Regions from separate parts of the Homo sapiens genome. Here all the other regions are linked to region 1. A link is a contact called in ENCODE Hi-C or POLR2A ChIA-PET data. All regions are on one chromosome and are shown on one strand. The core of a region is the stretch at or near the end of the contact, and the rest is flanking DNA. Distances in the headings are between cores, read along the strand shown.

What was found. Hi-C counts contacts between places; a loop is a spot of excess contacts on that map. ChIA-PET counts read pairs that join two places held with the same protein, here RNA polymerase II (POLR2A). Pooled maps may share reads with other maps.
Region 2: a loop to region 1 is called in a map of endothelial cell of umbilical vein, with 5 times the contacts of the local background. The contact joins two enhancer-like sites. A Hi-C loop is called at or near these places in 3 of 168 maps with a recorded cell type or tissue (aorta, endothelial cell of hepatic sinusoid and endothelial cell of umbilical vein), 1 of 37 single-sample maps with no recorded cell type and 2 of 50 pooled maps. POLR2A ChIA-PET finds 5 or more read pairs at or near these places in 2 of 52 experiments (IMR-90 and WTC11).
Region 3: a map of ascending aorta shows a loop between it and region 1 (9-fold over the local background). The contact joins two enhancer-like sites. A Hi-C loop is called at or near these places in 10 of 168 maps with a recorded cell type or tissue (IMR-90, Right ventricle myocardium inferior, aorta and 5 more), 1 of 37 single-sample maps with no recorded cell type and 7 of 50 pooled maps. POLR2A ChIA-PET finds 5 or more read pairs at or near these places in 4 of 52 experiments (H1, IMR-90, OCI-LY7 and 1 more).

What each region holds. Positions count from the first base shown.
Region 1 is chr15:48,356,378-48,360,363 of GRCh38, forward strand. No RefSeq gene overlaps it. Among named protein-coding and RNA genes, the nearest start is that of DUT-AS1, 27 kb to the left of the region's middle. Within about 2 kb of position 2,619, at least 3 of the 41 ENCODE cell types and tissues checked have a DNase peak (open chromatin) inside an H3K27ac peak, as active enhancers do; they include endothelial cell of umbilical vein, where a contact is called at or near this core.
Region 2 is chr15:48,390,318-48,394,337 of GRCh38, forward strand. No RefSeq gene overlaps it. Among named protein-coding and RNA genes, the nearest start is that of DUT-AS1, 60 kb to the left of the region's middle. Within about 2 kb of position 2,159, at least 15 of the 41 ENCODE cell types and tissues checked have a DNase peak (open chromatin) inside an H3K27ac peak, as active enhancers do; they include endothelial cell of umbilical vein, where a contact is called at or near this core.
Region 3 is chr15:48,411,915-48,414,763 of GRCh38, forward strand. It overlaps FBN1 (fibrillin 1), which reads right to left. Exons shown (of 66, transcript NM_000138.5): 65 at 655-829. Among named protein-coding and RNA genes, the nearest start is that of DUT-AS1, 81 kb to the left of the region's middle. Within about 2 kb of position 1,600, at least 4 of the 41 ENCODE cell types and tissues checked have a DNase peak (open chromatin) inside an H3K27ac peak, as active enhancers do.

The sequences.
Region 1 (3,986 bases), core at 1,369-3,868:
GCAGAATTTACTCTTAGGGTGAAAACTGGTCTCTTTATTTTTAGGGAGTCAGCAAGCCATTCTGATGGGCTACTCAAATGTTAGAGTAGGATCTCAGAGCTCAAGGGCTTGTTTGGGCAGGCTGAGAAGGAGAGGCAGAGAGATGTGAGGGACTCAGGAGTTGGTGGCAGGGGTGGTTAGCAGGGGGCAGGAACGCCAAAATATGGTAGGAGGCTAATCAGAGAAAGGACCAGTGAGAAATTTCCTGCATCAAGGAGTGCCAAGACACTTCTTCTAAATTTATATTATGGAAATTTCTAGCATATACAAAAGCAGAATGAGAAGTATAATGAACCCCGTGTAATCATCACTCAGCTTTAACAATGATCCTCTCATAGCTGATTTTGTTTCTTCCGTATCCCTACCTACTTGCCCACTCCCAACCCCCAGTGAATTATTTTGAAACAAATCCCAGACATTGTATCACTTCACAGATTACATTTTAATCTGTTTTCCGAGCTATCTGTACGGTAGCTCCCCTCTTATTACCCAAACTTCAGTCAAATCCACTCCTTTAGTGTCAGTGGGACTTTAGAGGGGGACTAAAAGCAAAAGAGTTTGCATCTGGGCCAAAATGGGTGAAGAAAAAGTAGTGAGAAGCCTGATGCGCAGCCGAGATTAAGAATAAGCAGAGCTCCTGAGAATCCTTGAAAAGATTGGAGGTGAAGGGATGCTAGTTCTTCCATAGAAGTCAGATGGGAGTTTTATATAGTAGTGTGTGTGTCTGTGTGTGTGTGTGTGTGTGTGTGTGTGTGTGTGCTGTTATTAAAATGAAGAGTGACTCTGGAAGACTGGAAGACTTGGGGACAGCCAGACAGCTGGCCTTTGGGTTACAGTTGCATTTTCCAAGTTTCCTTTCCTTGCAAGGAAAGAAAATACTAAATTTAAACACCATCTTTCAATTTCTCAGTCAATAATTTCCTTTTCTGTCTCTTTCACAAATGCAGTTTCAAGACATCAATGCAAGGCATTTATTTTCTACGGCGCCTTTCAGAAACATGAAATCACTGAAGGAGCGTTGTTAAGCAATTCCAATCCCAATTAGGTTTGCAGCTGATGTCTACGTAGCCTTGTTTAAGTTACTATTCTTTAACAACTTGTGGTGTAACTAGCAAAAATTGTAAAAAGTGGACCTAGATTCTTGCAAAATTACCCTGTAGCGTTCTCAAGGTGGGGGAAAGAAAAATATGGACAACAATTGAACTAAATTTAATTTTATCAAGTTAATAATGCCTTTAAGATTATAGATAGGCCAGGCGCAGTGGCTCACGCCTATAATCCCAGCACTTTGGGAGGCCGAGGCAGGTGGATCACCTGAGATCAAGAGTTCAAGACCAGCCTGGCTAACATGGTGAAACCACATCTCTGCTAAAAATACAAAAAAATTAGCCAGGCATGGTGGCGGGCGCCTGTAATTCCAGCTACTTGGGAAGCTGAGGCAGGAGAATCACTTGAACCAGGGAGGCGGAGGTTGCAATAAGCTGAGATTGCGCTATTGCACTCCAGCCTGGGCAACAAGAGCAAAACTCCGTCTCAAAAAGCAAAACAAAACAAAAGATGATAGATAAACAGAGGAATTTGGGATTTGAAATGTCATCTTCTCTTAAGATGCATCTAGACAGTTGATAATTGCCCAAATAAGTTTAATATGGGATAGACTGCGAACTTTTTTTGCATGCAGATAGCATGAGTTATAGCTATTTCCTTATTTATATTCTAATAGAAAAAGAATTTTTCTTTGAGAAAAGAAAATGGCAACTTTACTATCTTTATCAGATGCGTTTCTGTCTTAAAAAAAGACCGAGGCTGTATGTGGGAAACAAAAATTATAACCAACATTAAGACAATATGTTGTTGAAAATACTGCTATCTAGAGGCCTTAGGAAATAGTATCTAGCAACCACTAGATGTCACTTGATGTTTGCTTTTTTGTAAAAGGTAGTTTTTTTGTTTTGTTTTTGTTTTTTCATAGTTTATCTGCAATTATAAGTCTACAATTCTCAATGGGTCCAAGCTGGCAGAAAACAAAATGCTGCAATATTTGAGTGAAAGCAGGCAAAAGTCATTAGATGAGAACAATGATTTTAACTTTAAATAAGATTTGGGTGGTTGCAGGGTTTGTATAATCTCTCCTGGCATTTGTAAGGACCAGAGAAGCCAGCAGCTTTGCCCTCCTGCTGTGTTTAAACAAAAATGGAAAATTGTAATGAACAGCTAGATTTTTCCTATCTTTCATTTTTTTCTTCCTCCTCCTTCCCCATTTTTAGGAGAATGTGACTTTTAAAATGATTGCCCTTTAATGAGGTTACTTGCAGCATTTTAAGATCAATCCTTCTTTGTTCAAATTTCTACCCACAAATCAAAACTGTTTTAATCTTCATTATCTCAGTAAAGCGCATGTGACAAAAGTAAATGGAGAAGACGTCTAGAAATGTTGTGAGGGTTCTCTGGGGTTATCCACTTCCTGTATTTGCTAAAACTCTAATAATCAGTTCCAGTAGAGACCATGTATCCTGGGGTTTTGTTTTGTGTAACAGCTATTTGTTTATTTTTTTTAACTGTCATTGTATTTTGGCTTCATGATGGTTAAATGAGTCTCCGTATTAAGTAAACCTCTCTGACCCTGCCTATTTCCTGTCTTGTCAAACCTTTCCTTGTAAGAATAACAGTGTTCTTTTATTTGGTAGTGTGCAGCATGATGTTTTTGGCATGGCCAACATTTTTGACTTGCAAAAATTTGTGACCTCAAGTGTGAGAGAAGTGAATGCTTTTTTCGGTACCTCATGGGGTCTCAATCTTAAAAAGTATCTTACGAAAGAATTATCAGCATGTTTATTTCCCAAACATCACAAATAAACAAATAGAAATAGCTTTTTTTAATAAGCTACTAAAAATATTAAACCAATGAATACTTGGTGAACATTTTGCTGCTACTAAACTTACATAATTTCTCAAACTGGCCTAGCTATATGAAGACACAGAGCTTTTATCATGTTCTGTCTAGTAATTCATATTTTTGAAAACATATTTTCAAACCAAAACACATTGTATGTGAGTGGAGTATGGCTATTCCAAGTCACAGAATGGAAGAAATATCTTTGTTGCCTCATCCTTATATACCTAGGTCTATTTAGTTCTGAAATGGATTCTATAAGATAAGAACCATCAAAATCAAAAGTCTCAATCAAATGCACCTCCTTTTTTTAAGGTAGCTAGCCATTTGCTAGCATTTTTCTCTTATCTTTTGGTTTATTTTTCAATAATGTGGACATTATGAGAATAAAATCATGGTAAACATCTCTTGCATTTAAAGATTGACAACTGCTAAATATTAATTTTGAAATATTGATAACTAATTAGAATCTGAAGAAAATAGATTGTGTTGATTTGAAGGTGTCATGAATAAATTCTTATAATCACATAGCAGTAGTTCTGAAAGTCTTGGCTAACAAAAATCTAAATATCTGCAGCAAATGGAATTTGATAAAAGTACCACCAACTAGTAGTTTTTTGTTTTTTATCATTGGCTAGAAATATAGTTCTAATAAAGAGCCTGTGATGTATAGGCAGTAACAAAGAAAAAGCTGAGGACTAAAAAGATACATTCATCATTCTAGTATGGAATATTTTTTCTCAAAATGTCTGAAACACAGAACTATAAGCTTAATTTAAGATTTTCAGCCTGAGCAACATGGTGAAAACCCATCTCTACCAAAAATTAGCTGGGCATGATGGTGCATGCCTGTAGCCTATAGTCCCAGCCATTCAGGAGGTTGAGGTGGGAGGATCAATTGAGCCTAGGAGTTCGAGGCTGCAGTGCACCGAGATCACACCATTGCACTCCAACTTGGGTGACAGAATGAGATCCTGTCTCAAAAAAAAATATTTTTTCTTAGACCTGTCATTCAAACTTCCTTTAATTATTCATTGTCATTAAGTATTTCTTT
Region 2 (4,020 bases), core at 909-3,408, 33 kb after region 1:
ACTATTGAAAAATGTGTCTTTTATTTAAGTCTTTCCACATTTTAGTAAGACTTTAAAAAATTATTGCACTTAAGAAGTTTTTTTTTTTTTTTTTTTTTCTTTTGGTCACTCCTTTGACGCTTATTTACATATATGGCCAAATAAACTAGCTTAAAAAAACAAACAAACCTTTGTTTGTTTGTTTGTTTCAGTAGGAAAGAACATGGCTTCCAGTAACTCTTCAGTTACTTTTAAACAAATACTATCTCTCCGTTCTGGTACAGGGTCCTACTCTTCCTGTCTTGAGTCCTGGCCCTGGCTAGGTGACTGCATCCTGAGATTTGGGGAATGGAAAGAATTTTGGAGACCCTCTATTTTGTATCACAACTAGTAAGGGGTTCCATCCACACCCTCGTCCCTCTCAATTAGGCCTCTGCTTGTACATTCAGGGGTGTCTCTATTTTGTGAGGCTTTTTCCTGGAGGAGATAAACTCATTTTCAAAGTTGGGCAGGGCAGAAAGACTGGATACATTCAAATTCATTTGTTAATTCATGCATTAATTTATTCCTTTGACAAATATTTAATGAGCACCCTTGTGCTAGGCAGGCTTTGTGTTGGCACTGAGGACAGAGATCAACAAAGCAGACGTGTTCTCTGCCTTCCTGGAGGTCCCAATAGGGGTGATAGACATTGACCAAGTAAGTGCAGGGACAACTAATTGCCAACTAATTGCACATTTTGCAATTATGATAAGTGGCATGAAGGACAAGTAGAAAGGATGATAGGGCTAATCATAGGGAGAGATAGCTTAGACTAGGGGGTCAGTTGGAACTATTAACTAACACTCTTTTCATTTTTCTCTTATCACCCAAAGAAAGCCGGGAGTATGAAAGTATGGGTTAGAATTCCTTAAAATAACTACTTATTAGAAAGGGCAAGAAGTATCATAAATGAAACAGTATTGATACAACCTAGAAGTCATTGATAAGGGAATAGTTAACTACTTTATAATATACATTATTCAGCAATATTATTTAGCCTTAAAACTAACTTAGAAAGGAGTTGTTATGGGTTTCAGAAAATTCTTATGCTCTAGCATTGAGAAAAATTGCAAATGCAGCGATTATCTCAAATATACTATATATATACATATGTCTAGCAAATATCTGAAAACCATATCAACATGTTTTCCATTTTTATTTGTATTATTAAGGATGTTACAAGTATGTAGCTAAAACATATTTTTCATGAATACATGTAAAGCAAACATCTGTGTAACCACAGCTAGATCAAGACATAGAACACTGCCACCATCCACAGGCCGCCCTTTCCTCCCTTTCCCCTTGAACAGCTTGTATCATAATTCTGTCTTCTCACCTAAAGGTAAACACTATCCTGATTTTTGTGATAATCATTTTATATATATATATATATATATATATATATATATATATATATATATATATATATACACATACACATACACACACACACACACATAACATTTTAATATACATATATTATGTATATATATATACAGTTTTATCACCTATATGTATTCATAAGTAATGTAAGTTAGTTTAGCTCAATTTCAAACTTAATATATATAGAATTATACTTTCCTTGTGTTTTAACTCAACCTTGTTTGTGGAATTCATCCTTGCCATTGTGTATAGCTGTGGTTAATTAATTTCATTGCTTTGGTGTCCCTAGGTATGAATGAATGTAACACAGTTTATTTATCCATTCTACTATGAGTGGATATTTGAGTAGTCTCCAGCTTGGGCCTTTTACAGATAGTATTGCTGCCAACCTTCTTGTCCATGCACATTGTACACAGTGCATTGAGCCTCTTTACTGTACAAAGCTCAAGTGGACTTGCTGGGTCATAGGAGGTGCTGGTTATTTTCGGTTTCTACCCTTCCGCCCTAATCCATTCTTTGCCTTTCTGTGCCTTGCTCTGTGTTTCTTTATGTACCATATTACTAGAGTACCTTGCCTTCAGCTTTTAGTTAGGTTTGGGCAATGGGAGGTAACAGTGTGAGTTTAGGGGGTGGGAAAAAGAGTTTGGAGCATTCTCTGATTTCCTCTTGGCCTTCCCACAGTTCTGGCAGTGGCCGCACCGCGTTTTCTCTTAGGTTCTAGCTCTTACAAGACTCTGGTAACATTCTTTCCTCCTCTTGTTGTTTCAGGCTTAACAGGCTTTCCCCACTTTCTGTCCCATTATTCTCATTGCCAGTGGCAAGGAGCCAAGAACCTTCTTGTCTCTGCAGCATAGAACAGAGACAGAGCCTCCTGCCCAGCCTTCCAGGAAGCCCGAGTTCTCATCTTAATTCCCATACCCTGTTTCTCTGGGTTCAGGCTAAGGTTACTTCTCTGTTCACTAAAGCTGCATTTATTTTCTGGGTTTTTCTCTGATCCACTTCCAGAGACTATGACTCCAAGAGCAAAGCAGTCTGTTCACGAAATAGATCATTCCCTCTCAGTGCCCAGATTCTGTTGACCTAATAATCAATCAGGCCTTCTCATCTCCTTTCTCTCTTCCGTCAACTTCTGCTTCCCACACAAACGGTCCTGGTACTCCTGTAGCTGCTCTTCGCCCTCTCCGGGGATGTTCGGGTCTCCTGTGGATCTAGACAGGCATTAGTGGTGAATGCAGGTTTGGCGTCAGAGTGCCTGGGCTCAAATCCCTGTCCTGCTATTTATTAGCTGTGAACCCTTGAAGAGGGTACCACTCAATTTCTAGTAGGGCTTCTTTCTAGTCTGTAAAATGGTGATAATGTAAGAATAAAATGAATTACTCATATAAACTTCTTAATTGTGTCTGGTACCTGGTACATTCTTAATAAATGTTAGCTATAATTGTGGTTATTATCTGATACTTATATAAAAACCCATCATGTCATAAAAGCCTTCTGTCATGAAAAAGATATATATATATATATATATATATTTAGGTTCATGTAGTAGTAAAGTGTTTACTCCTCGAAAAAGCCCAAAGGCAAGCAGATATATGAGAAAAAGCATTGTCATATAAACTGCTTTATATCATGATGACCAATCCTCTCTTCCAACACTTCTCAAACCCAAATCCTTTAGGGTCTAATTTGGAAGTGGAGAGGGCAGAGGTGCATGGAAACAGAAGCGGCGCTGGTGGGGTGCTGTGTTTCATGCCTAGGTTATGGTGCACGACAGACACCACACACTGGAAAGTAGAAGCTTACCAGAGGAGATGGCAATTACAAACGCCCTCAGGAATTCATAGAAACCAGGGGGAGAGTTTTACATTTCCACAGGCTGGTGGGGTTGGGGTAGGGGGTGATGATAGAATTCAAGCCCATCTTACTCTGATCTAAGGGGCAAAGACACCCCATCTGAGTTATTCAAGTAGAGCCCAGAATGGATCACTGGCACCATCTCCCCCAGTTGTTGACAGTTGAGCAAGGAGCCGGGCGTTCTCCCCTCCCCTCCTCCTGCTGTGCTCTGTCTTGGCCGCCTTCCTTATGGATAGGCCATATGGGCCGTTTTGGAGCCTGTGTTTGCTTTGGCTTGGTGGTTCGCAGCTTACTTCCTGTTAACATTCCTCCACCTCTCACCCCACATTATGGGTCTCTCTCTCAGAGCCACCTGCTCTTTCTGTTCTCTGTGCCCATAACCTCAGCTCTCTGATTTCTCCATTCATTGCTTGGCTCTTAACTGGGACTCAAATCTCACTTCTGTTTAAGTATTTTCCATGCCAGCTTCTTGTTTGGACCAGATAGTGTTTCACCATGATGGGCCTTTATTAGGAGACAAAGGGGTGATCGGGGTGGTACCGGAAAAGGCAAGTTCATGTATCCAAATGACTGTCAAGTGAGACCAGAAAAAGCCCTTCTTCCCATGAGTTTTTGTCCAAAAAGCATCAGACCTAGTATAGAGGCGATTATGGCCAAAAAGGCGAGCGCTGAGTTTGAGGCCAAAAAAAACAGCCTAGGAGTGGAGGGAGGCACAAAACTGGCACACGTGCCTGTAGATTCTCTCACATTTACCCTCCTGGGTCT
Region 3 (2,849 bases), core at 350-2,849, 55 kb after region 1:
ATCTTCTCCTAAGGACACACCTATGAGCCTACTTCCTGACTGTGATGATCTGCTAATATTCAATGCTTTTCACCTGGCTTCTTACTTGCCTCTCTGGGACCACATGTGCTGGATTCTATGGGCCCAGAGCCAGAGGTCTGGGTGAATATCTGTGCACTTCTGAGTTGACTGAAAGGCTGCAGCAGCCGTAGGCAAAGGAAACCAGGCTGCTTCAGCTCCACGTTATTTTTGTCTACAATCCAAGTTCCCTCACACTCCACATGGCTCTTTTCAGTAGAGGAGCCTCTAGCTTTCAGAACTTGGCATTCCTATGTAGGGAGCACTATGTCACTTCGCTATTCTGCCCACTTGCTGTCCTGGATCTCAGACCTTATCCTTTCAGCAGACTTTGGGTGGGTATTTGACTTTTTTTTGGCGAGACAGAGGAAATGAGCAAGTATGTGAAAACCTTCAAATGGCCACTCCCGAAAAGCAGCAAGAAACTCCAGAAAGCCCCACAGCCTCTTGTAAAATACAGCCTAGAGCTCAGGGAATGTCTGGAGTTTCTCCCTGGGGAGCTTTTTCACACTTTGGAGCATCCTTGGAGGAAACCACAGGAATCTGGAAGGGCTTTCCACCACAGGAGACATCAGGAGAAACTAACTTCTGACCCACCTCGATATTGGAGGCATCAGTTTCGTTTGTGCTTCTCCGTTTCCTGCCCCGTTTGGGGTAGCCATTGATCTTACACTCGTAACAAGCCTCTGGGGAGAGTGAATTGTCATCCATTTCACCACTGACAGGTGGCTCTGGGTTTCCTCGGCCCATGCCCATTCCAGAAACACAGTGCCTGCAGCAGAAGGGGAGCATAGATGTTTTTCATTAGAATGGGAAGACAAGGTAGGTGGTACAAGAGTTCTGGTGAAGCCTGTTCCTTGCAGTTGTGAGATACAGCCCTTGCTTGTCCACTGGAGGATCAGCTAGTTCTGAGAACTACATTGAGGTCCTCTGTTTGGCCTCTAATTCCCAGTTCCCTGAATGTATTGATTTCCTTCTACTGCCTATCAAGACCCTGTCTTGGATATTTATTTATCTCTTCATTCCCAAACCTAACATGGAAAGCATTTTGCAGTACTTATACTGGGGAGGAGACACAGAGTGGAAACAAGAGAATAGTAGATGAGGGAGGCCATGTAACTTGGGAGGCTAAATAAAAATGGCTTCTTTTTATGAAACAGGCTCCATGGGAGTGAGCAAGGTGTGAGACATCACTGTTGAGTTTCTTGCATTCTCCCACTTCCATCATTACTTTTCCTCACTCAAGCTTTGGAGCAATTGCTCCTATTCCTTGACGTTTCACTTTTGCTTATGCTACTGAGGATAAGAAGAAAGCTCCGGTTGATAATGAAGGTTAATTTAATAATAAACTATGAAGATATGCCGTATATAAAATGCATGTATCAGAGTTTGCCCAACTGTGGGAAACTGTTTCAAGTCATTCAAAACCACTAGGGCCACTGGCTCCGACTCATGTGAAGATGGATAAACAAACCCATGCCCAAGAGAGAACTCGTTCAGCTGTTTTTCTTTGCCTTTCAGTTATCAAAGCCAAGTTACGGAGGGAGGCTCGAATGTTTCACAAGTACCTTGTTTTGTTATTCTGCTTACTATTTCAGAGGCCACTTGGAATGTGTATTTATCAAGCTCCTCTTTCCAAATGTGTTGAAACATTTGAATGGTCCTTAAAAGAATCTTTATTTGGGGGCAGAGTCCATTCTAGTGATTCGGAGAGGCCAAAACTGTTTTAAATGGGTAGATTTCTAACAATGGGTCATAATATAGACCAAAAATTATTTATCTGTTTTTCTGTAATAGCTGATCTGCTCTTTAGAACTAATTTTCCTATATACCCTTAGGATTCAAAATATGTTGCCAATGAACAGAATATCTGTTGTATTTCAAAGCAGTTTATAGGTTCCTACTGTTTCCCCCAATCTTGCCAGAGTCCAATACATTTCCTTTCCTCTTTATCTTGCAACATGAAATATGTAGAAACAATACAATGGATGAAGTGATAAATGCTCATCCTGTGGGTGTGTGCGCATGCGTATACATTCACACAATGATTAAATTATTAGGAGGTAAACTGCAAATTTGCAGGCTTTGGTTCCTTTCTCAGAACTCCTTTCCAGTATTTTCATATCCCGGGAGCACCACTTATAAGAAGTGTGACTACAAAATCCCACTGGCCAAAAGCCAGTTTAGAGTGTCACAATTTTTGCTGGGAAGAAATGGTTCTGGCATTAAACTATAAAGAATGAGTCTACTGAGAGCCAGACACAAACATCTGGGAATTTGTGTCTGATTGCTGGCATTCTGTGTGCTTCCCACGAAACATTCTTCTACCTACCCAGATCCAAAATGAATCACTTGATGTTTGTATGTCAAGAAATCAAAGACTGCTACATTAATAATTTGGTATAAGTGTGGATGTGTGTGGGGGTGTGTGTGTACACGCATGTGGAGGAGTACATAATGTATATATATATTTAATGTCTATGTGTTCCTAATTAAAAAGTTAAAATGTGCACTTCCTCTCAGGATAGCTAAAACTAGGTGGACACCCGAGTCCAGATTAATTCAGCAGGAAAAAAGATCCAAACTTTGAAAACTTAACACTAAACTTTTAAATCACTGGGTAAAATAAAAATAGGCCTTCCCGGCCGGGTACAGTGGCTCTCGCCTGTAATCTCAGCACTTTGGGAGGTCAAGACGGGCAGATCACGAGGTCCGGAGATCGAGACCATCCTGGCTAACACGGTGAAACCCCGTTTCTATTAAAAATACAAAAAATTAGCCGGGCGTGGTGG